Regions from separate parts of the Homo sapiens genome. Here region 1 is linked to region 2. Evidence: chromatin loops called from intact Hi-C (ENCODE). Cell type or tissue: IMR-90. All regions are shown on one strand. Links, peaks and the distances in the headings refer to the core of each region. The heading gives the core; the rest is flanking DNA. Region 1 has its middle 110 kb from the start of DTNA. Region 2 holds the start of LOC124904282 (a long non-coding RNA gene).

The links. Peaks named below come from ENCODE experiments on the same cell type or tissue, not always from the same donor. Only the 100,000 strongest peaks of a DNase experiment are listed, where the experiment ranks them.
Region 1: a loop joins it to region 2, with 4 times the contacts of the local background. A loop is called at or near these places in 2 of 110 quality-filtered maps.

Annotation. Positions count from the first base shown.
Region 1 is chr18:34,588,690-34,604,661 of GRCh38, forward strand. It overlaps a transcript of DTNA not described here. Among named protein-coding and RNA genes, the nearest start is that of DTNA, 110 kb to the right of the region's middle. In IMR-90, for the core only: a CTCF peak has its summit at 7,131 (motif pointing right); a DNase peak (open chromatin) is centred at 4,602; H3K4me3 peaks cover 361 bases; H3K27ac peaks cover 373 bases.
Region 2 is chr18:34,967,635-34,982,473 of GRCh38, forward strand. It overlaps LOC124904282 (a long non-coding RNA gene), which reads right to left and starts at 6,103. Exons shown (of 2, transcript XR_007066336.1): 1 at 4,877-6,103; 2 at 1-1,482. It also overlaps a transcript of MAPRE2 not described here. RefSeq lists a silencer at 9,192-9,471 and enhancers at 10,287-10,788, 10,633-11,832, 10,789-11,288. In IMR-90, for the core only: no CTCF peak of the experiment used is centred there; a DNase peak (open chromatin) is centred at 11,657; H3K4me3 peaks cover 2,957 bases; H3K27me3 peaks cover 1,955 bases.

The sequences.
Region 1 (15,972 bases), core at 2,971-10,970, 380 kb before region 2:
TGTGTGTGTGTGTGTGTGTAGATTATGAAGGTAAAATAATGTCATTACAGAAAATTTACAAAAAGTGAATTAAGATTTTTCATAAAGGATCCACAATCATTTTGGTAGGAATTTTTTAGCCTTTATCTTCCTCTCTGGTGTTCTAATATAGTTGAAATCATGGTGCACATACACATGCAAGCTGATTTTTAACCTAACTAAGCATTAGCCTATGCCATTCTGTTTTTTATAAAAACTATCATTGTTCCCCATTATTTGCTATCAAATATACGAATTATATTTTATATTAATACTATACTAATTATATTTATAATACTATACTAATTATATGTATAATACTAAGTATATTTTGTAATTAGTATATTTGTACATACAGCCCTTTGCATGATTACAGTTATTTTCATGTGACAGGCATATATAACAGGTGTCCATTTCAACCAATTTTTAAGTTTATTGGCATTTAATAGGATTATATGTAGCATGCTGCTGTGGTTTTCTTTGTTTTTAAAATGTATGTTTGTAAGGTATACATGATGTTTTGATATACTTATTTTGATATATATAGTGAGGTGATTACTACAGTTAAACAAATTAATATTCCGTTGTTTCCTATAGTTACTTTCATGTGTGTGTATGAGCACGTTTGTGTGTGTTAAGAGTACCTAATAATCCACTTCAGGAGGCCGAGGCGGGTGGATCATGAGGTCAGGGGATCGAGACCATCCTGGCTAACATAATAAAACCCCGTCTCTACTAAAAAATACAAAAAATTAGCTGGGCGTGGTGGTGGGCACCTGTAGTCCCAGCTACTTGGGAGGCTGAGGCAGGAGAATGGCATGAACCCACAAGGCAGAGCTTGCAGTGAGCCGAGATTGTGCCACTGTACTCCAGCCTGAGCAACAGATCCAGACTCTGTCTCAAAACAAAACAAAACGAAAAAAAAGTACCTCATAATCTACCCCCTTGGCAAATTACCGGTATACAATACAATATTATTAACTGTAGTCTTTGTTCTATATGCTAAATCTCTACGCTTAACTATATAACTCTCTTTTTGTACCTTTTGATCTATATCTTCCCATTTCTGCCTGCTCCTGGTAACTATTGCTTTACTCTATTTCTATATATTTGATTTTTTAAAAGATTCCACATATAAGTGAGATCATGCAGGATTTGTCTTTCTGTGCCTGGCTTATTTCACTTGGCATAATGTCCTCTAAGTTTATCCATGTTATGGCAAATGGCAGGATCTCTTTTTTGGGGGCTGGATAAGATTCTGCATATGTATATCACAATTTCTGTATTCATTCCTCTGTCATTGAACACTTTGGTTGTTCCCACATCTTGGTTATTGTGAATAATGCTGCAATGAGCATGGAAGTACAGATACCTTTAGGAGTTGATGTATTTCCTTTGGGTATATACCCATAAAAGAGATTGCTGGGTATATTTTTAAGTTGATTGGCATTTAATAAGATAATAAATAGCATGCTGCTGCTTTGAATCTTCCATATTTGTCTGTAGAGCCCCTGTTTTCTAATGCAGTTTATGTAAAGTTTTTCTACTTTTTCTTGGGCAGTATCTATTTTAATTACTTTTAAATGACTTGGATGTATTAATGTTTTCTCTTTTAACAAAAATCACAATTATACCCCAAATTATTTTTGCATAAAAAGTATATGCTTTTAAAAATAAATGATATGACAAAAATATTAGCTATAAAACTATCACCATGAGAATACTGCCTGTCCTAATCCCTTAAGGATATTTATTAGGGAGGAAAAAAATAACAGAGGTCGTTTGCTTTTCAGTGACCAGGTTCTTCATACACATGGATGTCTCACAGATCAGCTAAGGCCTGTGTTTGAACACCTTGGTCACCCCTGCAAGGAGCCATGCTCCAGCATTTGCCATCCACAGAACGGTGCTAATAGAGTCTATTTCTGGAGAATGGAGGAGAGATTAACTTCTTGTTCATGATAAATCAAGGGTATCTGATTTGCCTGTTACATGCCCAGTTTTCTTTGGAAGCAAGCCCTAGAAGCTGTTTTTCTGATCTAATCCTAATTCTCACATTAGTGCTTATGAAAGAGGAAAACAACATTTACTCACGATAAAGACTGAGTTCTAGCCATTATAAATCTTATCAATTGCCTTGTGAAGGTTAGGGGGAAAAAGAAGGAAAAAAATGATTGTACTCACTCACACTTGCATCTGGACTAATGTTCCTATTCCCGTTGTTGAGTGTTCTGAGATTTCTAAGACTGGCACAAATGGAAATAGCAGCAGAGATAAAGTTGGGAACCTTAGGAGATATCTGACTGATGAATGTTGCACTATAAAGAGTGGCCAGTAACAGTTCGATAAGGAAAATTATTATAGTTTACTCATTACTGGGAAATATTAGCAAACCTAAACATTTCATTTTTTTTTCTATTTTTCTTATAAGCCACCAAGATTGGTAGAAGTGCTCTTAACAAATATTTGCCACGTTAATATTTAGAATCACACACATGCATACATACATACATAAGATGTATAATGATTTTTTGGCTTCAGTAAAGGTACTTGGTACATAATATACATTCTATATAATATTTTGGTTAATTGCCTGAAAAGAAGCGTATTTTTCCCAAGACAAATACAAAACATATTTATCTAAGATGTAGGCCAACAAATAACCATTTTCCATAGGTTAAGATATACACTTGCACATGAGCAGTTCTTCAGTTTCAACAACCATTTTTTGAGTATCAGTTATGTGCTAGTGCTCACTCTGAGATACAACAGAGGTGAACAGAGCAGCTGAATGTGAACCATTGATGGCCGCACGTCTGTCCACCCTTCTTAGTTCATTTGTGTTTTGGCACCATCCATTAGCCTTGGGAAGGCGTGTTTTTGACAGAGGGATAAAGAAACACAGTGACAGAAATGTGTACTTTCTGGACTATTGCTTTATTTCTTCCCATTTATTTGTGAAGTCATTAGAATGCCCGTCTATCAGCATTACATAGAGCCTGCAGTTTCCCTAAGAAACTGTCAACTTTGGGGACAAAAATAAGGAAAGTTTCTTACTCCTCTGTTTCTATCTTTTGATCTTTTTAAAAGACATCTAGTAACAAAGTTAGGCTAAAAGGCTAAAAGCTGGTAAGCCACCAATCTATATGGGGCATCAAAATATCACTAAAATAGGCTAGTAATATGATGCCAATTAATCAAGTTTTCCCTCATGGTTTCTTAAGATGGTATTGCCCTAGATATGATAAAATATAACCCAAAATAGAAGATTCAAAACCATCAACAAACAAAAACAGAAAGCTTGCTTTCTGGCATCTACGTTTTGCCGTTGAATATTTTTGAGATGTCCACATAAGTTCCAAGGAGCAGCTGCAGCCACACCACCACCCTGAGCCCAGCCAGCTGACAGTTGCCTAGAGTTGGCAGCCACAGCTAGCTGAAATTTGGAAACCCCCAAATGCTTAGGGTTGAGATGTGTCCAATTACCAAAATTATAAAGCCTTCATTAGGCTTTTGAAGAAGTTGTGTGGTCTGTAGAATTGCATGTTTTGAACATAAAGAGGTTAGTTATTTTCAGAGGCAGGAGATCTTTTGGCCCCAGTGACCACTAAATATTAATAAATATTAAACACAAGTTAATTAATGGTGATTTAAAGGGACCCCATGTTGTTAATTCATGTCAGTCTCTATTTGATGAAATGTATCTTTTTCTTTGTTTCCATTCACTCAATTTCTCTTCTTTTAGATATACACTTGTATAACACACACACACACACACACACACACACACACACACACATTTTGTTTTCCAGTCCGCACTCAAGTTTTGCAAGACAGTCCTGAAAAAGAAGTTTCAGTGGGGAGATAGAAGTGTTTTTTGCACTCTCTCCTGTTTGGTTGAAATCAGTTTTTCCACAATTCTTACAACAAGTTTTTCTCTAACAGAAAATGCACAGATTGAACAGTTGCCCTCCAAAACACTGGCAAGCAGGCGGCATGATGATTTCCTCTTCTAACGGATCCCAACTCATTTACTAAGACTCATTCAACTTTTAACAAAAAATTTGTCATTTCTCTTTCTTACTACAGCCATTGCCATCCTCTGTAAAATTACATGTGGACATTAAAACTTAAATGCTGTCCTACAATGAAAATATTTTTAATGCCCTCCTCAAAGTTAAGAAAAAAAATTTACTATTTGTATTTTGTGTACCTGGGAAGTTATTCATGCTGAGTAACAGTACAAAACTTGAGCTGCCTTGCTTTCTGCTTCCAGGAATGCCAATCAGAGAACATTCTTTTTCAGGCAGCCAAGTTTGGAAGTCAGTTGGTTTCTGGCAGTGAGTAGGGGGAGGGGATGGCAGGGGAAGCATAGTGAGTCCTCGGGCTGATGTTCAGCTTCCAAGTGTTTCCGTAATATCCGTCAATGAAAGCATCTCCTTTTACCCACGTAGAGACAGGTAAAAAGACAGCTGAGTAAATCAGCATTAGATGTAACAGCGGAAGCTCAGTCAGAGGGAGCGGGGAGGGAGGGCGCATGAAAGCCTGCCATTGGCGAGCTTACCAAAGGCATCTGCCAGTGGGACTTCAATGGAATGTGAAACCAAATCATTTTCAAGTTAAAGATAGACACAGTACACACCAGGATCTAGAGGCTGGATTTCATACTCATAGCTCTCCCTAGAATTTCAGAGAGTTCTGTTATGATCTCTGTTGTAATTACCAATTTGGTTCAAGTTTGTTCTTTAAATGAATATGCTTAGAATTCACATATGTTCTGGATGTACTGGAATTAAAAGGATTTAAGAGATCATGGTGTGCATGTTCTAGGGTAAGTGAAAAGATTGGTTTTTAAAGTGCATCGCTTTTCTGGGATGCTTAATATTGAATTTTTCTTTTTATCTGTGTGAATGAAAAGGTCAAGATTTTTCAGTGTTGTAGCTTGCTTACCTTTCTTAAGATACTTGGTATTTTACATTTTGTGCAGCAGAAAGAGGATTTTTGCTTAGTTTTGAAATTTACATTGCAAGTCTGTAACTTCAGTTTTGACTTTATCCTTATTTGTTTTTCCCTCTATTCTTCTCTTAAGCACTATGAGTTTACTGAGTTACAATCTCAATAGTTTTATGTCACAACACAGACTGAATGCTACTGTGTCTATTATGCCATTGGATGAAACTATATTATTGTGAGATGGAGTTCAGTTTCCCCTGCATGTTACTAAGTCACTTCCCAATTTGAGAAACAAAAAAAGGAAAAAGGAGAGGAAAGGTGCTCTAAAGGTGGCTTAAACTGCGTAAGGAGCCTTTAGAAGATATTCTACTTTTTAAAAAGCAACTGAGAAAAAAAATAGGCACTTTTCAGGAAGAGAAGAATTAATAGAAGTTATTTTTTAGTGTTATCTCATTAATTCCAAGCAGGTTCCCCTCCTTCAGGAAAAAAAAAAAAGCTGAAATTTGCTAAGTGGATGGAGGCGTTCTGATTTTACAGAGCTTGAGAGAAGACAAGGGAGAGGAAGAGTTGTCTGATTTTGCTATTGTCGCACTGTTTTAGGACTTCAAACTTCTTCTTGAAAAGAATGACAAACTTTAGTTCTCTTCATGTTTTGCCCATGTATAGGTTTTGTTTCTTGTTTTGTCAAATGACCTCTCCCTCTGCTCTTAGAGACAGCTCTTCCAAACTTGCACAGCATTCCTTCTGAATAAATACTGTCCATAATAGTCACAGAGTACATGGTGTGAATTGGAAATTCTACTTTATATGGGGAAAATAAATCTGCTGACGCTGTTATTACAGAGTGCACAGATGAACAGTTGTTAAATGTAACTGGCCAGTTTTTTGTCTTGTCAAATAGACCAGATTCTAATGAACTAAGTTGGCTAAACTAGGTACAAACAATGAAGGGCTTCTTATGGATTTTTCATTCAACTTTGATGAGAATAAGTAATACACTGTGTCACTCTTCTAAAATGAAAAATGGGCATTATATTGATAAAGTCATTTGATTTTACAACTACTGAGTAATCTAGTGAGGCCAAGCAAATGTGAAGTTGGCAGAGCTCAGTTCTGATGCCCCTTTCCTCCTTTCTCTGTCCAATTTTCCCTCCCTCTCAGTCCTCCTTATCCCTCCAGACCCCTGATGAATATGACTACTCAGCGCCCCCGTTTTCTTGTCAAGCAAGACCTATACTCAAGAAAGAATCTGACTTAAGAGAGTTTTAAAGTCAATGTACTAAGTCCCCCAGTAATATTTGCTTTTCAGTGTAAATATCTGACCTTGTGACAGTTTAGACAATTTGTTAAATGATAGTTAACCTTGGGTAATACTTATAATTAACCCCTTTAGGTTGCAAGCAATTGCAATTAATTTTCATTTCCCCATAATCATGTGTTAACTTTGTAAATTTTCTGTGGTCATACTGGGTGCCTTGTGACATTGTATTACCAGTTGTGTACTGAATGGTTGACAATAAGAATGAACCTGGCAGAAATCACAGGTGCTTCCAAGAAGTTTGTGAATGCATGCACCTGGGTGCTCACCATACACTCAGGTACACACAGTAACACATGTAGGCATACCTTTTATGTAACTAATATGTTTTTTATTGAATTATAAAATAAATGAAAATATGTTAGGCTTACCAGTGTGGGATTTGGGTTTTTTTTCAGTGTGTCAAAAAAAAACACAAAAAAGAACACAAAATGTAAAATTCTAAAATGAAGAATGTTAAACTATGTGGCCAAATAGTGTTGACAGAAAAAGAGACAAATATTTCTCTGCTACTATTATATCACTTTTATAGTTTCTAATTCTTGTATAAAATTGTCAATCTTAGCTTTTATTCTTTTGAACATCCTAAGTGTAGTTTTATAATCTATTTCTGATAATTATAGTATCTCAAGTGTTACTGGATTTGTTTCTATTATTACTCTTCCTGCTAGTTCTCATTCATGGTGTCTTAATTTCTTGGTTGCTTGGATATCTTTGACTCTATGCTGGAAATGTATTTTTAAAATTACATTATAATTAAAGATCGTAAGAGTAAGTTGAGATCTAAGTGATAATGTTTTCCTCCAGAGAAGACTTTGGTTTGCTTCTGCCAGGCACCTGGGGGCGATATCAGACCAGAATCATCTTAGACAAAGTACAACTCCTGATGTTCCCTGAATCACCTCTGTGACAAGAAGGCTGCAAATCAGTGAGAGGAATGGTAGGTTCACTCCTCCCCTAAAGGAGAGTATGACCTTTCATGACACCAGCATAAAGCTGGGTTAGTTAATTAAAGCCCCACCTGAGGGCCAAGGACTTTGACTTTTCTATGAAGCACAGAAAGCTACTTGAAGTGTAAAGCTAGATTCTCAGATCTTTTTTCCTGATAGTCATATGCCCAAGGGCTTTTAAAAGTGACCTCACCTCTCTGATTTCTGATCTTCTCCTAAGTTTTCATATGCCAAATCTTCACCATCTTACTAAAGGCTCTTTGCTGTTTTTTGTTTGGTTGGTTGGTTTTTTGTTTTGTTTTGTTTTGTTTTATTCTGTTGCCCAGGCTAGAGTGCAGTGACATGACGCGATTGATCTCCACTCACTGCAACCTCTGCCTCTTGGGTTCAAGTGATTCTCGTACCTTGGCCTCCCAAGTAGCTGGGATTACAGGCACATGCCACCATGCTTGGTTAATTTTTGTATTTTTAGTAGAGTCGGGTTTTCAACATGTTGGCCAGGCTCATCTCGAACTCCTGGCCTCAAGTGATCCACCTGCCTCAGCTTCCCAAAGTGCTGGGATTACAGGCATGAGCTACCATGCCCAGCCTCTTTACTGTTTTTATATCTCAAATATCTTTATTACATCAGGTAATACATACAAATATCTTATTACATCGGGTATATCAGTCCAGATTCTCTCATTACTGTTACCAGAAATGGAAATTCATCCTACTGCTATTATAGTTGTTTCTTTTTACACTCTTCGTTCTAGAGAACATATCAAAGTTTGCTGATATCATTAATGATTTCAGATAACTTTTCTGATTTTATTTTTTAGTTGTGACCTGATATATTCAAACTTTTTGGAGAAAATTGCATATGCATGCTGATTGAAAGATTCATGTTTTCTGACTTTATTTGAGCTGTCAACACCACCTAACAGTTCTTTTTTTTAATTATACGCAAGTTGTGGGATACATGTGCAGAACGTGCAGGTTTGTTACATAGGGATACATGTGCCATGGTGGTTTGCTGCACCCGTCAACCCGTCATCTACATCACGTATTTCTCCTAATGCTATCCCTCCCCTAGCCCCCAATTCCCTGACAGGCCCCAGTGTGTGATGTTCCCCTCCCTGTGCCCATATATTCTCATTGTTCAACTCCCACTTATGAATGAGAACGTGTGGTGTTCGGTTTTCTGTTCCTGTGTTAGTTTGCTGGGAATGATGGTTTCCAGCTTCATCCATGTCCCTGCAAAGGACATGAACACATTCTTTTTTATGGCTGTGCAGTATTATTTGTCCCTAGCTGGCCCCTTTCCTTGGCAATTTCTTTAACCTCTAATCCATCCCACAAGCATCCTTCACTCTCAGAAGTTGATTTTGACTCTTTCTGGTTTCTCTTGGCCTATATCCAGTACTAAGACATTTAAAAAATCTTCTTAAATCCCGTGCTTTCCATTCTCTCTGCAGTTGCTCTACTTCAGGTCTTCATCATTTAACTTGGCTATTATATGGTCTTCCAGTTGTTCTCCTGTCTCTAAGCTCCATCCACACCCTCACCCTGCCACTACATACACACTTGCTGAAACCAACATACCCATCTTCTAAAAACTATAGACTTCAATTAATTGCTCCCCTACTTAAAAATCTTTAGTGATTCATGACTCCCTTCAAAATAAAGCTTAGTGTCCTTAGTATGTCTTAAAAGGTCCATCACAAAGCCTCGATCTGTTTCTCAAACATTGACTCCACTGCTTCACTGGTTATCACCAACACTTCAATCACATACAATGGCTGCCTCCACAATATGCCGTATACTATTTTAGCTCTGTGCTAGTCTACCTTTCCCCACCGCCCCCCGCCCCCCCAGAATGCCTATTGCTTCTCTCCTTTGTGGGAAAACCCCACTTTTCCTTTAGGGTTGACCTCATAAGTCACCTTCACTGTACTTTCTGTACTTTCTTTTTAAGTGTATAGCTCACCCACTGTTCTGGGAGTCCCTAATGCTGTGGCTTGTGTCTTACTCGCTTTTTTATTCTCAGTCACTGACACACAGGAACCACTCAAAAAAATGTTTAAGAAATGAACAGATGACTATTCAGAAGAAGTTTGTTTCTGAGGAATTTGTTTTGTTAATATATTCTTTTCCATTCTAAACATCATTTTTTCTTTTGACCTTAGACTCTTTGTCTAGAATAATGATCATTAGTAATCCTGTATGTCAAGTGGAGTCAGTAAAAACATGTTTATTTGGCTGTTGTCACTGTCTTGGGGAAAGGGAATTCTCTATTTTCTTTCTTTCTTTTTTTTTTTTTTACCAAATGTGATGTATAACTTGATTGTGACAACAAGAGAGTAGAAATTTAAGTATGGTGAGTCAGCTGTTTATTATCAGAGAGATTCATAATCAAAAGAGTCATAGAGTGGGAAAACTGACATATTTCAACAAATCTAGTCCAGAATGTTAAATAGCACAATGGGAAAATGTCAATGAGGCACAACTAAATGAAAATTATCTCATTGCATACAACCTCAATTTCAACCATTAGAAAACACTGGGTTGTTTTCAAATCACAGTGTGGTGCTACAAAGAAAGCAGTTGAGTGTTTATGTAATACAATATTGTGAAAGCTTGTGGAAAACTTTTCTTAAAATTTTTAAGGCCTTGGCCAGGCGCATTGGTTCACGCCTGTAATTGAGCACTTTGGGAGGCCGAGACGGGTGGATCACGAGGTCAGGAGATTGAGACCATCCTGGCTAACACGGTGAAACCCCATCTCTACTAAAAATACAAAAAAAAATTAGCCAGGTGTGGTGGTGGGCACCTGTAGTCCCAGCTACTTGGGAGGCTGAGGCAGGAGAATGGCATGAACCTGGGAGGTGGAGCTTGCAGTGAGCCGAGATCGCGCCACTGCACTCCAGTCTGGGTGACAGAGCGAGACTCCATCTCAAAAAAAAAATTTAAGGCCTTGAAGTGCAATTTGAATATCATCTTTCTAAAAGCCTATGCTAAGCAAAGAAAAACTGTATTTGTTTATTAAACATTGAATATAGTTGATGGGAACCAGAGGAAGAGGAAATATAACTTATTAATTCCAAGGATGTTTAATTAATTTTATACTCTTTGGACCACTTATAAACTTTTTACACATTTATTGTGAGGCTTTGATACGCCAACTTCTGAGATTTAGATAAATAAGAAACTTGGCTTATATTATTTCTCATACAGGACACTCCTACCTTCACAAAGAGAAAAGCCCCAGTATGGGTGGGGCTTCAGAATGTATCTTCAGAAAATGTATCTTCAGAAAACATCTTTGAATTTAATGAAATGTTCAAACTCAGTGTTTGAGATCCCAGAATTCTTCATCGCAAAATATGAAAATATGATATTGGCCTTTCTTTTTTGCCTCATCTATAAAAGAACTCTAAACTAGCTCTTGAATAATGGCTGATTTCTAATCATAACTTCCAAACAGCTGAACTCATTTTTCTCATTAATTCAATAATTTGAACTCCTACCTTTTGTTCTAACTGTGTAGACAATGAAATTACTTATTCACCCCCTTCACCGGACACTGGTACTGAAGGATATCATGTTAAAACAATGAATTTAATTAACAATTTTTTTCTTTTTTGTTGTTGAAAAGGGAAAACAAAACCCTCAAACCTGAAAAATTCCATATCCCTTCATTTTACTTTTTCTTATTACAGAAGCAATGTAGGAAAATCATGACTTTACCTGTTTTTGGTTGTCGTTGTTTTGTTTTCTTGTTGTTTCTTTTTTGAGACAAAGTCTTGCTCTGTCGCCCAGGCTAGAGTACAGCTGTCAGCTCACTGCAGCCTCTACCTCCTGGGTTCAAGCAATTCTCCTGCCGCAGCCTCCCAAGTAGCTGGGATTACAGGCACCCGCCACCACGCCTAGCTAATTTTTTGTATTTTTAGTAGAGACAGGCTTTCATCATGTTGGCCAGGCTGATTCGAACTCCTGACCTCAAGCGATCTGCTTGCCTCAGCCTTCCAAAGTGCTGGGATTACAGGTGTGAGCCACCGTGTCCAGCCAACAAATTTCTTTATGTATCTTTCATTGATATTTTAAATGTATTTGTCTTAATCTCCACACATATTTAAAAAGTCATTTTGCCTTTCTCAACAACTAGTATTTTCTTCTCAGAAAGCTAAGTTAGAGGATAGTCTTGAGATTCTTAAAAAATCTCTTGTTTAGGAGATACTTATGTAACAGAAGAGCTTAAAGAGAGCTGAATAAATTCTGAAAAAAAGTTAAGTCAAATGTGTATTTTTTATTACATATTTAATTAAATCTTAATATAAAATAGAAACACATTTATTTGCATAAATAAAACTGGACTTGGCATTTTTGCAAAATAAAAATGATGTAAAGATGACTCAGACACTCTGAATCATGAAAGTTTTGTAAACCTCTAAGTATTTTAAAAAGAGCAATAGAGTTACTTTAATTATTTTTCTTTTTAAGTCTCAGTTTATTTTTTGTACTCATTCCTATATAGTGTGATAGTTCACACATTTATAGATGCTGAAACAATGAATTCACTGAATTAATCACAGTTCAGGAATACAGATGCCTTAATTAGTTTTTTACAAGATATAATTTTGAATGAAATTTATCTTCCAATGCATATGAACTTCCAGGTCTTAGATTGTTCATTTCTACATATTTGAAGAATCATGTTTACTAACCAAAAGATATTTAACACCTCAGATAAATGTAGCAATTCTTCCCAGATGCATCCAATGTTTGAAGTTATTTTGTAGGTAAGAGACATTTATTTTACATATGATAAAACTAAGATGTAGACATATGAAGTGTTCCAGATATACTATGGGTGGTTTCCTCAGGTAACAAACAACTCTCAATTTCAGTGACATATAGAAACCAGGTTTCCTTCTCACTTATACAATTTAGCCACCACAGATTAGCTGAAGGTTCTTCTCTACACAGCTGTTTTCACCTGGAAATGACCCATTTTCCTTATACTCACATTCCCTTAGCCAAAGCATGCCATGTGGCCACACCTAACTTCAGTTGGATGGGAAGTATAATATGATCCTACCATTGGCCTAGAACAGGTGAGCCCCAGTACTGGGGCTTAGCCCAGGAGGGTTTTTGGCTTTGCCTAGGGCAGGAAAGAATTCAAGGGCAAGCCAGTGGTGTTAGACAGCAACTTTTACTGAAGTGGCAGTGTACAGCAGCAGCAGAGGTACTGCTCCTTGCAGAGCAGGGCTACCCCATAGAGTGTCCAGAGTAGCAGCTGAGAGGCAGTTTTGTGGTCATATTTATATCTTTAATTATAAGCAAATTAAGGGGTGATTTATGCAGAAATTTTTAGGAGAAAGGTAACTTCTAGGTCACTGGTCATTGCTATGGAAAGGGGTTGTAACTTTTGGGTGTTGCCATAGCAATGGGGAACTGACATGGCATACTGCTAAGCATGTCTTATGGAAAGCTGTTTCCATACTGGCCCTGTTTTAGCTAGTCCTCAACTCCTTCCAGTGTCTGAGCCCAGCGTCTGGAGTCAAGTCCCTCCTCCTACCTCACCATGTGCTTAGAAAGAGAAAGGACTGGAATATTTATGTAGAGCTCTGAGGAATTTCTACACTATTGGATAATAGGCAGCCTAAAACTCCCTTAGTAACACAGATTTAGACTTAAAGTCATATATATCTGTGAACAGGTCCATACTTGGTAAATGTACGCCACCTGCGATCTGATACTAATGTCTATTGCCTGTTTACATCTTTTGGCTCTTATCTCCACTGAGACTTTTCAGCTGTCTAAATCTTTACCATTTCCATGTCTGTGACCTTTTCTGTCCAGCTTCTCCACCACTATGGAATTCTAGGATTTTACCTATCCTTACACTTACCACTCAGGGAGTCCTGCCCATAAACAGTTTTGGGAAGTGTAAGGAGACTCCGTTGGGGCAATTCCTACAGAATGCAGAAAGTAAATGTGAAATCTTAATGCTTTCTCCTCTCTAGGAACTGCTCATATGTAGTACAGAAATGGAGAAAAAGGAAATTGAATACAATTCTAATCCTCAGCCCCCACTTTAATCAGTAGACAGAGTAAAAGGCCTAGGCTCAGGGAATATGGCACAGAGGAATGGTGATGTATATTATATATTAGAAATACATAGTCTCGAATAGCATTTATATTATTGGTACTCTACCCTTTGCTTAGCATTTAGTTTTAAGCACTAACTATAATCGATAAAACTCAGGAATTCAAAGATTGAGACACTTAAGAGTTGAAAATTTTTAAGCCAATATTTTAAGGTCCTTTGAATTGTCATTTAAATCAGCAAATCCAATTTGTGTCCTTGGAAGCCAATAATTTTAGGAAATATTATGTGTGTATTGTGGGGAGGGCTGGGATAAGAATCTTGGATCAAATGAATTTGGAACATGCTGTATACCGTATCCCTTTCTTGGAGATTTAGGTAAACATTTGCATTAAGAATGCATAAAAGTTCTACACTAAAGGGATATGTTTGACTTTCTTTAACCCAGTGTTTTCCAGTGTAATTTGACTATGGAACTTTATAATTATAGATAGATACATAGATAGATAGAGATATATCACATTTCAACACCACAAAACACACTTTGGTAATTCTGGTTGCAAGAACCTCTAAGGCTGAGTGGTGCGGTGGCTCATGTCTGTAATCCCAGCACATGGGAGGATCATCAGGCCAGGAGTTCAAGACCAGCCTGGGAAATGTAGTGAGAGCCTGTCTCTACAAAAAAAAACAAACAAACAAACAAAAAAAGAGGCCCGGCGTGGTGGCTCATACCTGTAATCCCAGCACTTTGGGAGGCCGCCGGATCAGGAGACCAGGAGTTCGAGAACAGCCTGGCCACATAGTGAAACCCCGTCTCTACTAAAAATAAAAAAATCAGCCGGGCGTGGTGGCAGGCACCTGTAATGCTAGCTACTGAGGAGACTGAGGCAGGAGAATCGCCTGAACCGGTGAGGCAGAGGTTGCAGTGAACCGAGATCACGCCATTGTACTCCAGCCCGGGCGACAGTGTGAGACTCCCTCTCAAAAAAAAAATACAAAATAAAAAATAAATTTAATTTAATTTAATTTTAAAAAAGAAAGAAAGAAAGAAATTTAGCTGAGCGTGGTGGTGTGTGCCTGTAGTTCCAATCAGGAGACTGAGGAAGAAGGAACACCTGAGCCCAGGAGTTTGAGGCAGTAGTGTTTGTGCCACTGCTCCCCAGCCTGGGCAGCAGAGTGAGACCCTGTCTCTAAAAGAAAAGGAAAGGAAAGGAAAAAAAAATCCCATTTAAAAAATAAAAATAAAATAAATACCTCTAGTACATTGTATTAATAATTAAAAGTGCAATAATATTGCAGCTCATGTAATACTTTTATATAAAGCTAAGAATTTTAAAGGACTTTTATAAGTATCCTTAGTATTTGGCACTTTATTTTCATTCTCTTTTTTTTTAGCAGTTTTTATTCACTTAAAATCTACATGTAAAATTTACCATCTTTACCATTTTTAAGTGTAGAGTTCAATGGTAATAAATACATTTGTATTCTTTTTTTTCACCTTTTTCGGTTTTCATTGTCTTGTTAAATGGCATTGATTTTCAACACCAACAGAAATCAAACTTTAAATTGACAGAGCTTGCAATAATATTTGTTTAATACTGTTGAGGAATATTATCTTTGATACACCACAGGTAAGGAGATTGGTTGTGTTCTTCAGAATGCAGAACTCTAAAGTGATTTGCTCCATTTTACCTATTTCATTCAAAAATCTAAAACTGTTATTTCATTTTAGAATATGATCACACATCGTTAAATTTATTAGACTTATTATTTCTTTATGAAGACCTTGTGAAGAGAAAGGTCATCTTCAACTTCAACATCTTCAACTTCTTTTTCTTGGTAGTTTTTCTTGGTAGTTTCCTTTAAGTTCAGAAGTTTTAAAGCTTAAAAAGAAAAAAATTATTGAGTTTCAAAAAAAAGCTCTACGCTCTACTAAAGTTATCATGTATGGGAATTTTTCTGTGCAAGAAGAAAAGCAGTAGACTAACAAAAACAAAATGTCCACGTTCCTAAATATGTGTTATAGTTGTGAGGTGTTATGACCATTTAAAATGAAGCAATTGTTCCGTGAACTGTTATACTACCAGCAACTCCATTCAAAGAAAATCCTAGATATAAGGTTCACCCATAAATATTAAGGTGGCTTAGGCGTGACCGGGTGTGTGTCCTTTCATCACTTGTCCACTCTGAGAAGATAATCCTGCTTTTCATTCATTAGCAATTTCAGTTCCTCTCCCATCATTTCAAAATAAGCGATAAATCAATACTTTAAAAAAAATTTGGGAAATATAACTTCTTTCTGTACCATAGAAAGAGAAATTATTCAGTCAAAACTGTGGGTAGCATAAATTCTTAGCACACATTTTTTTTCCTTTAATTAATTTTGGCTTATATTTATTCATAGGGCCATAACAAGATTCAGAGGCTATAATGATGTCAGCAACTCCTCTAAAATTTTATAGCAAGAGGATCTGAAGATCTCTGTTCAGCATTGCAGGGCTGCTCCTCTGTAACTCTTTGACTAGCCCCACAGCAGAACTCCATTTCTTGTTTGTCAAATTATGAAGTTAATTGTATTCATATTCTGAAACTGCCTAGCACCTAGAACATTTGGAATGCTGAAAAATATCTTATGTAGCTGT
Region 2 (14,839 bases), core at 6,840-14,839:
CAGCACAAAAGATGCACCTAACACCACTATCACTCAGGAAATTAAAAGGGTTTGAGGAATTCTGTGCCAGGAACCAAGGCACAGACCAAATATATATTTCTTATTACATCACAATATGACAGTAAGAAATTTGTAGAAATGGCATGGCTTGAAAGGCATTGTCATAACTCAACAAGAACATTCTTTGACAGGTTGTTCAATAAACAATATGGAGAGGATGGAGAGTTAAAGAGGAATCGTGCTATGGTTTTACAATGCTCATGGTTCCGTAAGAAGGAAAGGCAGGGTCAGGTGCAGTGGCTCATGCCTGTAATCCCAGCAGTTTGGGAGGCCGAGGCACGTGGATCACTTGAGGTCAGGAGTTCGAAACCAGCCTGGCCAACATAGGGAAACCGCATCTCTACTAAAAATAGAAAAATAAGCTGAGTGTGGTGGTGCATGCCTGTAATCCTGTCTACTCGGGAGGTTGAGGCAGAAGAATCATTTGAACCCGGGAGGTGGAGGTTGCAGTAAGTCAACATTGTGCCACTGTACTCCAGCCTGGGTGACAGAGTGAGACTCTGTCTCAAAAAAAAGAAGGAAAGGCAAGATCAGAAAAATCATTATTTCTATAGCACAATGAAAGAAAATAAATGACCCATTTGCACAAGGTTTTAGGTGATGCAAGAAAGAGAGACTATCTTACAATACACTGCAGTCTGGAGAACCCTTGAGGAATAACAAAATAGTGAACATGGAAAACCAGAAAAGAATTACATACTTTTAAAGAGGTCATTAGAGTGCAAAACTAGCCTAAATGTCCACTTAAAATTCTAACATTGTCTGTTTGGTAATGATGTATTGCCATTACCATTATACAATGCAGTAGTTGATTCTTAATCATTTTCATTATAAATAATTATAAATGTTAAGCTGTTACATTAATTTGTCTTTAAAGGAAGGGCTATTTTTTAAGATCAGCTGTTGTAGAAAGGGCTACAGATTGAGAAATAAAAGCTACTGCAAAATCTGTGTCTTTAAGCTCTCCTGAGCTTAAGATTTTTATTTAAACCACCCATTAGACATCTTTCCAGAATCCCTTAGGGACCTCTGACTTGACATGTCCGAAAGTGAACTCAGTATCATGCTTGATATCCCATTTCATCATCTCTACTAACAGTTCTACCATCCACTTAGACTGGCTAGCTACAAACCTGGAAATAACCTCTCTCTCTCTCTCTCTCTCTCTCACACACACACACACATACACACACATTCTCTCTCTCTCTCACACACACACACATACACACACACACTCTCTCTCTCACTCTCTCTCTTACTGAAGATCACATGTTTGGTGATCTCTCCTCTCTATCATCATTATCACTGTTTTAGGCCAGGTCCTCATCGGTTTTCATCTGGATCACGATACTTGCCCTCTGGCTGATCTTCTAGACTCCAGTCTCTCGTCATCTGTTTCATCCTGTGGCTGAAGTCATCTTCCTAAAAACAAACCAGATCATAGACACCATTTCCCTAATACCGTTTTTGGTTTTCCTTCTGCCCATGCACTCCTATAAGTAAAATGTTTATCTCAAATACACATATCCATTTGTAAATAGCATATATTATACAAGTACTGCATTAATATATCATACACATAAGAAAACATAAAAATTGAAAAATTAAAGGATGAGATGAAGATGAAATAACCCCTATTTTATATGCCATTTATTTATTATTTTTGTTTTTTTTTTTTAAGAAATAATGTCGTGCTCTGTTGTCCAGACTGGAGTGCAGTGGCATGATCATAGCTCACTGCAGCTTCTAACTTCTGGGCTCAAGCAATCCTCCTGTCTCAGCCTCCCTAATAGCTGGGCCTACAGGTGCATGCCACCATACCTAGCTAATTAATTTATTCCATTTATAATGGTAGATAAAAACCTTTTGCCATTACTAAAATGTTGTTTAGTGAGAGTAATATGGTTGAATATTCTTCACATTTTTTGGAAATTTTTATTGTGATAAGGCAACTTACAAATCTGAGTACAGCTTACTTATATTTAGTTTTTATGGCTGTCAGAGCTACAGAATACACCTCACATAGAACCACATATGCAAACAGAGGAAGCATTCATTGGATGAGCTTATGAAAGTATGATACTCATTTTTCAAAGACCATCCACCAGTTTTGCAAGGACTTTTGTTAAAATTTATTAACATTTGAAATATTCATGTTATTTCAATCTTTTTAAGTTATTTGTCCATTCTGTGAGGCTTAGGTTAGTCAATCCAGATAATATAATACATAAATCCACTTCACTGAGTAACATAAATTGCTGATAAATGGTAATTTGCTTTAAGAATGAACAAGGTTGTTAAGGACACCCCTCAGCTGTGGATCCCAACCTTCCCTCAGAATTCCTTGCACATAGCAGTCCCTCTGTCTGTCTGATATACGGACCAAGTGAGAGCGCCAATGTCAATCCATGTTACTTATTAATAAAGCATAAATCGTTTCTCACATTTTTGGATAGATAGCCAAGTTTTAACCTTTTCTTCCCACACCCCAGTATATCACTCACAAAGCCCTTGAGTGGTTCTCACCCTACTTTGGAGACCACTGGCTAATGTATTACATTCAAATATCTCAGCTGGACATGCAAGGACTTTCCTGGTCACCCTGAGCAATCTCTCAATTCCTCAAAGCCTACTCATCAGCCACGTTGAACATTTCATCATCCTCGAATCTGGTTATAGCTTTGTCTTTCACATTTTCTATCTAGAATACTCTTACCCACACACTGCCTTATCCAAAAACATCTTCACCTAGTACACTCTTCTTCATCCTTCAAGACATGCACAAATTAGAGCACTTTGATGTTCTTTCTGCCTGCCCAGTGTTCTGGGCACTCTGTTCACACCTTTTAATGCCCCTTGAGCCACACTATGGACACATATGTCTCTCCCTATGCTGGAAGCCCCTTGGAGCCAAAGACCATTTGAGTAATCACAGAGCCTAACACAGAGACTTCCCAATAGACAGCACCACAAAAAATATTTTCGGGATATTACAACTTAGAAAGATTGAGCAATTTTAAATATAAAAAGCAAAGAACAGCAAATATTTGTTGAAGAATTGAAGACCAAGAGGAAAAAGCTTCTGAGAAGAGTCAAGGAATCAATTCCCTGTTATTCTTACACTGGCTGACCAATTCATAGATAGGATATAAGGGAGCTGCAAAGAAGGTGCAACTGGCAAGGTAAGGTTTAATTAATCAAGAATAGCTTTTGATTCAACAAAAACTGGCTGCATTGTCTTCCAGAAGATCCCACGATGAGATGGTGGTGACCCCAGTGATCCCTAGAAAGCATTGTACTCCATAGAGCTGCAACAGAAAACTAGAAATTCCATCTCAGCCTCAGAGACTGAGGGGGACTGAAAAGATAGCTTTACCTTCTAAGAGATAATTACTAATTAATAAATTAATTAAATCTATTGCCTTCAAAATGTATAGAACTGATTACCTTCAGCTACACCTGTTCCAAGCAGCATATTAAAAAAATATATCCAACTTATTTCTTTGCATGTGAGTTTATTTTCAGTGTGACATAAAATCATAAACATTTCTATCACACGATGGTTTTGCATGAGCCCAGGTTAAAATTTTTCTCCTTTTGATGTACGTTAAACATAGCTTATAATATACATCCCAATGTGTATCATATAATAATTTTGCTTTTCCATTCTATGTTATCTTATGGAGGCAGCAGTTTTTGCCAGTGGTCATAGCCAGAAATTAGGACATGGGTGAGTCATTTAAGCTTTCTCCTGAACTTCACTTATAAAATGATGACACTTTTTAGTTGACTCACAAATACTCCTAAGAGCCCACAGAGTTCTTTGAAGGTGGTATTATTTTTTATTGCAACACTTACTCCATGAATAAACGCTAGAGTCATCATAAAGCAGTGATCCCTGCAAGCTGTCATTTCATGCCACCTTTGCTACTCATCTTAATAAACACTATCATATCTTGGTAATGAACACTTCCATCTCAGTTTCACAGGGTATTGCTGATATATTTATAAGTAATTCACTGTAGCATATTTCTTGAAGTTAAGATTTATATTTAAAGCAATATTACAACTTAGCAAGGACTCAGAGGCAAAAATTAATTATATAAAATAAAAATAATTTTAGTAAACAGCTTAAAACATTAATTGATAAACTTTGCCTCTCCTTTGTAGTCCCTTGTGCTAGATATTTTTGGAAATGTGTGATTGATTGAAATTCTCAGAATATCAGCTTTGGGAAGATGCTCATATTATATAAAAATATTTAATTGGTAACAGTCTTATAAAGAAGTAAATGTTTTAAAAGGAGAGTAGATGTCACTGATGGATGTGGGCAAAGACAACGTAAAACTGTTGAGATCAAGAACACTATTCAGTGCCCAGAAACACATTACAATATCCTAGATCTGCATAGCACTTCAGAGCTTACAGCATCCATCAGTCCTTTATCTCTTTTAAGCACATGAAGTGTTGGGAGATGCAGGAAGCAAGTTTAGTTGACATAATCTCTGCCCTTTGGAGAAAGAAACCCAAAACTTATTGAAAAGCATGATTTTATTTTTCTCACATTGATATCAGTGTTTTTTCCCTTTGTTTATGAACTGAATTTTACTCACAAAGCTTTATTTCAACATTCCCACGAACATGACAAGTAAATTATTTGGTAACGCATAAGCAGATAATCATGGGAAAAACATAGGACAATTTGATACCACTAAAATATTTCATTTATACACATACCTTCACTCCTCAAGGAGAGAATGACCAACAATGTCATCAAAATTAGCAAATTTATTTGTGTTAATGTAACCTTACTTACCTAATGGTTGGTGTGTTCCCTAGGGTATCATACAGATGATCTTTCCTGAATGCTGTGTCACAGAAGAGTTTGGATGATCAAACTGCACTCTAACCTGGAGTAGACTAACCTTGGCTAAATCATAAGATAACCCTGGCAGGCAGAGAGAGAGAATTTGTCACCTTTAAGTGTTTTTCTACATAATATTGTATAATGATAACAACAACATTAATGTTTCCCAAAGACTCTACATGTAACAGAGTACCTTCCTTGAACTGGTAACCTGTTGCTTATCCTCTACTATAGCTAGACTATTTTCAGTCTAGCTTTATCCCTAACCCTCCTATGCGAAATGGATCCCTGTGGCAGGCATTACTCAGAATCACCAAGATTCCTAGAAAGTACGATCTAGAATCTTGGTGATTCCTAGAAACATAAACATAGCCCTTAAAGTTAGGCAATGACCATGTGACTTTCCTTGACAAGAGAAATGTGAGAAGTGACCTGTATCACTTCTGGATGAAAGCACTTGAGGTTTGGTGTGCAGTTCTCCACATCCTTCCTCTGCCATGGTGCTCATGGAAATGTCACAGGAATGAAGGTGGCTAGAACAATGAGTCACTGTGATAGCAGCACTGGAAATTTTGCATGAGAAGGAAATTTACTTTTGTTGTATTAAGCCACTGATATTTTGATGGCATTTGTTACAGCAGCATAATTTAGCCTACCCTGACTGATACAATCTCTCACTAGCTCAGTCACCATTTATGTAGCATCCCACAACTGCATATGTGACTGTTACACCAGTAGGTAGTATATACATATACATGAGTTGACTCCAGTCACTGTTGAGAGCAATGTCTCAAATAAATACCTAGGAGCAGCAGGAAGGTAGTTGGGATAAATCACACTGGGTTCCACACCATTGCCAGGTCCCTGGATTAGCACTGAGGGCTCCCCACTGCAAATAACCATCTTGATTTATCACCAAGGAGGTATCAGTTTTATGGGAGGAGAAAGGGGTTTAATTTAGAACACACTAAAATCTAGTGGGTAGCCACATTGACAAATGGAATAGAATAGAGAACACAGAAATAAAGCAACATATTTATAGCCAACTGATCTTTGAAAAAGCTGACAAGAACTTACACTGGGAAAGGTCACCCTCTTAAATTAATGGTGCTGAGAAAATTGGATAGCCACATGCAGAAGAGTGAAACTGGACCCCCTATCTCTCAACATATACAAAAATAAACTAAAAATGGATTAAAAACTTAAAGGTAAGACACCAAATTACAAAAATACTAGAAGAAAATTAGGGAAAACTCTCCTAGACATTGGTCTAGGTAAAGAATTTATAACTAAGACCTCAATAACACAGACAACAGAAACAAAAATAGACAAATGTAATTTAATTAAGCTAAAAAATTTCTGCACAGCAAAAGAAATAACAAAATGAAAAGACAACCTGTTGAATGAGAGAAAATATTTGCCAAATATTCATATAACGGGGACTAATATCTAGAATACATAAGGAACTCAAACAACTCAACAGGAAAAAACAACCCATTAAAAAGTGGGCAAAGGACATCAGTAGACCTTTCTCAAAAGAAGACTACAAATAACCAACAGGCTTATGGAAAAAATGTCCAACATTATTAATAATCAAAGAAACTCATATCAAAACCACAATGAGATATCATCCATCATACCCCAGCCAGAATGGCTATTATTAAAGAGACAAAAAAATAACAAATGTTGGCTGGGATGTGCAGAAGAGAACTCTTTAATACACTGTTAGTGGGAATATAAAGTTGTATAGCCACTGTATAAAACAGCATGGCAATTTCTCAAGAAAACTATAAATAGGATTACCATCTGATCCAGCAATCCTGCTATTGGGCATCTACCCAAAGGAAAATACATCAATATATCAGAGATACCTGAACTGCCATGTTTATTGCAGCACTATTCACAATTTCAAAGATAGGGAATCAACATAAGTATCTATCAACAGATGAAAAGATAAAGAAAATGTAGTGTATATACAGAATGGAATATGATTCATCCCTAAAAAAGAATGAAATTGTGTTATTTGCAGCAAATGGATGAAACTGGAGATTATCATAAGTGAAATAAGCCAGGCACAAAATGATGTAGTATGTTCTCACATATTGTGGGAGCTAAGAAATCTGAACACATGGAAGTAGAGAGTGGAAATACAGACAAAGAAACTGAGTAGTGTGAGTGTAGTGAGGGGGAGGAGGATGAAGAGAAGGAGGTTAAAGTGTACAAACATAGAGTAAGAGAGAAAGAGTAAATTTAATGTGTGATAGGGAATAAGATGACTATGCTTAAAAATATATATACATATTATACTCAGGTGATGGACACTGTAAATACCCTGACTTGGTCACTATCCATTATATACCTGGGAAAATCTTTCGGGTACCCCATACATTTACACAAATAAAAATATAGTTCAAGTGGAAAAATAAATAAAATTTTAAAAGCTCGTGAAAATGGAAATTCCTAGCAACTAAGGGAAAGGCAGAAATAAGGCTTGCAAATGGGTTAAGAATGTGGGTACGGATTCAGAAGTAATCCGCTCACACTTGAAAGATGAACATAAGACACACATAAAATTTCTAAAGAAAATGGCATAGTGGGAAAAAAGGCAAGAAATTAGTCTGAGGAAACACTCATATTTGGAGGACAGAGAGAGAAGGAGAAGTAAGGAAGGAAGATATGAGAACTATGATGACAACAGCCATTCATTTTGAGAGCTAAGAATACCATATCTTCATTAATAAATTCATTTAAATTTAAATTTCAAGGTTTTTAACTGAGGATAAAAAATGTACTAAACCTTAACAATCCATGTACTGTCTCAGATATTAAAATAGATTACCCATGTGACAAGCAGCTGGACATTATCTGTAATAGAAAGCAAAATGATTTTTTAATTCAATGTCTCAGAACTAATTTATCATGATTTAAAGGAGAAGCAGAACTTTTTGAACACATACGATCTGTTCCACATTAGAGTCATTTATTTATTCATCAAACTTATCCTATACATCTGGCACATGCTAGGCACTACAGGGCACAGTCCTTGTTCTTGGGCAGGCTACCTCACCCTTGTGCCCATTTCACACATTGCTCCCCCTGCAGCCATGCTGCACTTGGTGCCAGCTTTCCCCCTGCAAGGATGACCTCTACAGTGACTTAGCTAGCATTTTCTGAACCCTAGGTATGTGTGCCAGGCACTACACTAAGTGCCTTATATGGACTTTCTCACTTAATCTTCAAGACAACCCTATGAGGTGGAAATTAGTATCATCCCTATTTTACAGTATGTGAGGCTTAAATGTTGAGAAACTTGCCTAAGATCATATAGCTTGCAAGTGGTGTAGTCAGGACTCAAAATAGGCTGGCTAATGCCAAAGCGGCGATCAACACCTCTCTACTGAAAGTGTGGTCCTCAAACTAGCAGCAATGCCATTAACTGGGAGTTTGCTAGAAATGCAGAATCTCAGGCCTAACTCTCGACACGCTCAAATTTGGCTTCAACAATATCCCCAGGTGATCCCTCTTAAACTTTGAGAAGCACTGTGCTAAATCACTCCACTACGAAGACTTGGCTTTAACGAACGCTGGGGGAGACATGGACAATCTTTCCCCTGAGTAGCAATGTGTAGGGCACAGGAGGGAAGGTATATAATGCGTTTTCCAAGGGCTAACAGAAGGATTCAGACAAATCCTTGCTGTTTCAAACACTAGAGATCACTGCGATCAGCACCGGTCGGGACCACTTCCAAAAGCAGCAGATCTTGAGCTGGGTCTTGAAGCCAGAACATTTTCTCATTTCATTAAAAATAGCTGCTGTTCCAAATGGACAAGCGCCCACATCAGTAGACTTCTGGAGTTCGCTTCTCCAGCCTGCACTCCATTTTCCAAATAGAACCCAAATATCAACAGCATCAACAAGCAGATTTGAAACCCCCCAAAAACACGCTATTATTAAATTGTTAATTGTATTAGAATTGCCTAGTTTAATTAGTAATATTCATGACAAAACTAGTTTGCCCCTTATCATCAATCGTGCTCCAGGTAGGAGTACAAACACTGGGTGTAAAAAGCAGATGCACCCCAGTTGGTGTGCAAGCCCCCGTTTGCAGGTAATTAATTCACAGTGTGGCGGCGCCTTTTCAAGCCCCCTCTGCAAGCCGCGCCGGCCTCCTCCCTCTCGAGCGGGGTCAAACCACTTAGTTTATTTCACCCGCTGGCACTTTCTTCCCTGTCACGAATTCAGCCTGGCTTCCTTTGGCCTGAGACAGCGTCTTCAGGCGGGTCGGCTCGGACCTGCCCAGTGGGGCGCCCACCTGCACCCGCACCCGCACCCGCACCCGCGGGAAGGGGCGGCGCTGGCCGGACTCTCTCGGGTGGACTCCCGGAGCGGCGGCGGCGGCGGCGGTGGCAGACTGCGAGTCACGTGCGACAGAGGAGGCGGAGCACGGCGGCCGGGTGGGTGGAGAAAACAAAGCCCCCAGCTGTCAGCAGAGGAAGGAGGCGACAGCGCCGGAGCAGGTGAGTCAAGTGCATTTAAAGCGGTACCGCCCTGGCGCACCCCGACACCCCCTGCACTGAAGCAGTCCCTCCCAGGCCAGGGGCTGGCTGCGCCTCCTCCTGCCGCTGAGGTCTGCAGCCCGCGGGGCTCGGAGCAACCGGAACCGGGGGTCCAGAGTCTAGCAAGAAGTTGTGCAAGGGTCGGCTAGGCGGTCTCCGGGTGTGCACCCCGCCGCTCTCCCGCGGGCCACATCTCTGGTTCGGTGCCCCAGCTCTGTGCACCCCAGGAAAGTGGAGGGAGGGAGTTGGGGCTGCCACGCTGGCAGAAGCGAAGTGGACTGGTTCTGAGGGGTGAGGCTGGGGCTGTCCAGGGTAGGAACACGGCGTTGGTGAAGGAGGGGGGCTCGCGACTGCGCGACCGCGGCGCACGACCCTCCAGGCTCTAGCTGGGGCGCCGGCACTGAGAGAGCTGGGGGCTCTGGCAGGGGCTGCGCGCTTGGGGGCAGATCAGGAAGTGCAGCGCGCTGGCGCTCGCGCGCTTGGGAGCATCCCCTGGACCCCGGGCACTTCCCCTTCGGCAGCCACCACTCTCCCACTCCGACGCCGGCCACCATCCGCGCTCCCGGGACTCAGGAGCCGGGTGGGTGCAAAAGGAAGCGGGTTGTTATTCTGCGCCCAAGCATCTCTTCTGCAGGGAGCCCCGGGAGCGCAGGGCGAGGGCTACTCAGCGACTTCGCACTCGGCTTAGTGGGAAATTCTTCGGTCTACCCTTAGAAGGGCTATGCGGAAGCCAGAAATCCCACAAAGAGCCAGGAGAGGGGTGGACGCGGAAAGCGGTCCCCTCTGAACCTGGGGCGCTCGATAAAGCTGATTTTCAGACCCCAAAAGGGCTAGTGGGTTTGGTCACTCCTCCAGTGACTTCGTCAATACAGTGCCAAGGGCAGAGCCGTAACCTCGGAGAAGGGGCGCTGCAGCCATTTGATCAGGAGAAGCCTTTGTCTTAACCCCCAAGCCCCTCCTGCTAGTCCTCGCTGGGTCAGTAGCGCTGGGAGTAATTAATATTACGAACATTAGCCTTTCCTTCACCTCCGCACCAGCCAACACTGCTGTCCCCTCCCTGATTGTCTTCTCTATCACTTGTTCACATCTCCTTTTCCAAAAAAAGAAGAACAAAAGGAAAATAGTGTAGACCCGCTAGGCAGGAAGAGGTCACTAAAAATACTATCGTGCTGTCAATGTAGAATGAAGGGTTAAGCGCTCAAACCCGCGCCCGCGCGCACCGAAACGGAAGAACTTCCTTGATTAGCATAGTATCGACCCTGGGGCCGCGCTGCGAGGCGGAGGTTCGGTCCCAGCTGGGGTGAAGTGTGCAGACCGGTTGCGATTGTGGTCAGACGCAGCACCTACTTCTAATCTGAGGACCCGCGATTTACACTTTTGCTGAATAGGACACTGTGGAATGAAACAGAACAGAGATCAAAAGGTAATCTGAAGAATGGCAACATTTCCCCTGCTTCTCCTGAACGCTAAATTTGGCCAAATTTTTATCAAGCAAAAAGGGGTATGGCTCTTGGTTAGCCAGTGTCCCCTCTGGAAATGAAATGCTTCCTTACTTTGCTTTCGTTCTTTTCTGCCAAACTGATTAAAGACATCAGTTAGGGGTAAGATAAGAGGTCCGGGAGCTCACCGAGTGATTGGTAGATAAGCTTAACTGGTAAATTTTCCTTGCGTGGGTAGAGCTATGCTTCTTCAAAGCACTGGTTCTCAAATTTTGCTGCATAGTGGAATCATCTGGGGAGCTTTGAGAACTCCTGATGTCCTGATCACATCCCAAACTATTTAAATCAGGTTGTTTGGGAGTGAGAAATAGGCACAGTATTTAAAAGCAAAAACAACTCCTGGTAACTTCATTGTGCAGCCAAGTTGGGGAAACTCTACAGCAAAGGAAGAGTTCAGCGGCCAGCAGCAGCAGGCATTGCAAGACAAGATGCCACTTTAACTACTTGGGTGGGTGAGAGAAAAGACGCTGAAACTGGAGTGCCGATGACTAACACCCTGGGGCGGGGAACTGTCATCTAGCAGCCTAGCTGGTGGTGACACCTACCACAACATTTTTCCCTTCCCTGGCTAGGGTCTGATTGGAAAAATCGAAGCTTACTTCAATGCCTGGTTTCTGCACTGTTGTTAAGGGAGACGGATAGAAACTTCCATTCCTGTGATGACTCATGTGTAGCAGTCAGTAGGAAAACCCAGCAGAAACATACTCCAGCAGCCTGGTGAGTCAGCAGGCTGCACAGCGATCCCAGTGAATAGGAAGTAATTACAGCGAGTAGTTTGTTGACACGCACAAACTGCACTCCTTTGAAAGCACATTTAATATCTGATCAGGATCTACTTGCTTGCAGGAGCCACTCCCTTTGTAGCACACCATTCTGCCTGTTTCATATAATGCTCTCTTCTGTTAGAAGGGGAAACACAAAGCTAACTAGACATCCTGTAACTTTCTTGGTGGGAAGCATGTAAAAAAAAAACTGTTGGGAAAGTGTAAACTGGTTTGGGTTATTTCAGTTATGTGAAGCAGAAAGGATGAATATGTAACACATAAATTTTGCATACAAAAAAGTCAAATACTACTTGATTATACATCCAGGAGTGAATTAAATGATCTATTTAAATAGAAATGGTTACACTTAACATTTTATATAAAACCTCATGTTGGCTATTAACCAAAGGTTTCTTGCCTTTAAAACTGTCATCCCAAAAGGATTACTCCAGGATAACCTGTTATCTCTGGTTCTCTGTATCTTTAACAGGTTATCTTAGAGTCATCAAAAAACAAACTTTCTTTTTCTTCTTTCAGTTTTAATACCTCTTCACTATTTTTAATATCACTATCACTCTCTGCACTGTTGTCTAAATGCTTTCTTCCCCTTCCTCAATTTCTTTTCTTTTCTTTTTCTTTTTCTTTTTTTCTTTTTTTTTTTTTTTTTTTTTTTGAGACAGAGTCTCACTCTGTTGCCCAGGCTGGCACGATTTCGGCTCACTGCAACCTCCGCCTCCAAGTTCAAGCGATTCTCCTGCCTCAGCCTCCTGAGTAGCTGGGATTACAGGCACACATCATCATGCCCAGCTAATTTTTGTATTTTTATAGAGATGGGGTTTCACCATGTTGGCCAGGCCGGTCTTGAACTCCTGACCTGAGGTGATCCACCCGCCTCGGCCTCCCAAACTGCTGGGATTACAGGAGTGAGCCACCACACCAGCCCTCAATTTCTTTAAGGAGGAAAAACAGTGTCTTGCACACAGCAAGCACTCAATATTTTTGGCCGTTGAACTTTATCTGAACCTCTCTTAGAGCATCTATTGTAGCCTGCTTGGTATTCTATTTTCTCATAGGGGCCTCAGTGTCTGTAGCCCCCAAAGCAGGGGCACAGACTCTGTTAGTTATTGATACTGCTTGTTCGTACTGAAGAGTATCAAAAGGTGGGGAGAACATTGAAAACCAAAGCATCCTGAGTACATTCAGTTTGCTGTTTTCCAAGACAGACATTCCAGATATATAGAAGCCAAAGTCCTGTCACAATTCTTACTTGCTATGATAGCTTATTTGTTCACTTACATTTCATACCCAACAATTTAGCATTTTGAGCATAACTAATAATTGTTATCACATTTAACCACACTCTAATGGGCCAAAACAATCACTTCACAAAATTTCACTCTCTACCCATTATTATGAAAAACCACATATGAATTTATTGAGCTAGGAGAAACATTGTAGAATAGATTAATAGTTAAATAGCTTTTATTTTCACCTGTGTATTGCCCATTAAAATAGCATAAGTACATTTAAATAGCCACCATATTAAAAGTAAGAAGTTGGATGTATTTTGTGATAAGTACAACCAAAACTAAATGTTAATAAGAATTTCCAAAGACCAAAATGATATAAATGCATTCATTCTCACTTCTTTGTAGCTTAGAAAAAGAACTGGGGAGGCACTTCTGAAATGTTAACACCTTTTTGGGAGGCATAAGAGATAAAGTAGTTTAGAAAAATAGAATTAACTTTGGGAGGCCGAGGCGGGTGAATCACCTGAGGTCAGGAGTTCAAGACCAGCCTGGCCAAACATGGTGAAATCCCGTCTCCACTAAAAATATGAAAATTAGCCAGCCAAGGTGGCACACACCTGTAGTCCCAGCTACTCGGGAGGCTGAGGTGAGAGGATCGCTTGAATCTGGGGAGGCAACAGAAGTTGCAGTGATCTAAGATTTCACCACTGCACTCCAGCCTGGGGGACAGAGAGGGAGATGCCATCTTAAAAAAAAAAAAAGACTAATCGGATTACTCCATATTAATCAGAAACTATTTCTCAGAGTATGATATATACCTAGCTCTGTAATATTTACAAGTAGCTAAAAGGGGTAGAGTAGAAGAAAGTGTGTCATCTCTATTTTATAAGCTCTAAAGTGTTTGAGAACAGACGAGAACCACCCAGTCTTATTACCTTAAATTTATATAGCCCTTTGGTCTTACTAACATATCAGGGCTTAATCATAATTGGGTAAATGGTATTCCCAGGTGCCAAATTACACAAGTGAATCCAATAAGTTAGGTGATCCTGGCAATGCCAAGGCATTGACTCCTGGATTATTGACTCCTTTTCCAGTGTTTATTGCAACATACAGGTTTTCATGTAGTCTTGCCTGGAGGCTTTGGCTACACAAGACTAGTTTGAATTAACTCCTTTCTCCTTAAAAAGTAGAAACTACTCATATACATCATTGTCTCAGCGACTTTATTTATTTTTTTTTTTTATTTTTATTTATTTTTTTTTTTTTTTGAGACGGAGTCTCACTCTGTCTCCCAGGCTGGAGTGCAGTGGCGCCATCTCGGCTCACTGCAAGCTCTGCCTCCCAGGTTCACTCTATTCTCCTGCCTCAGCCTCCCGAGTAGCTGGGACTACAGCCCCCGCCACCACACCTGGCTAATTTTATGTATTTTTAGTAGAGACGGGGTTTCAACGTGTTAGCCAGGATGATCTCGATCTCCTGACCTCGTAATCCGCCCACCTCGGCCTCCCAGAATGCTGGGATTACAGGCGTGAGTCACTGCGCCCGGCCAACTTTATTCTTAAATAATTAACCTTTGGAATTAACCAACCCCAAACATGTTGAGCCATCTTTAGCTTTTCATCTAGGTAACCAAAATAATAAGTTCTTCAAGTCTTTTTCCAAGTCATAGAAGCATAAACTTCACTACAGACCCTTAGAGATTAGTTCCACCACCCATAGAAATCTTAAATACCTAGTGCTTCTTCACTAAGGAGTCCTCCAACTTACACTTGACTGTCTCCCTCAAAGCACATTCCCATCTCTTCTTGCAGCATTCACCTATTGGAGGCCACGAAGAAT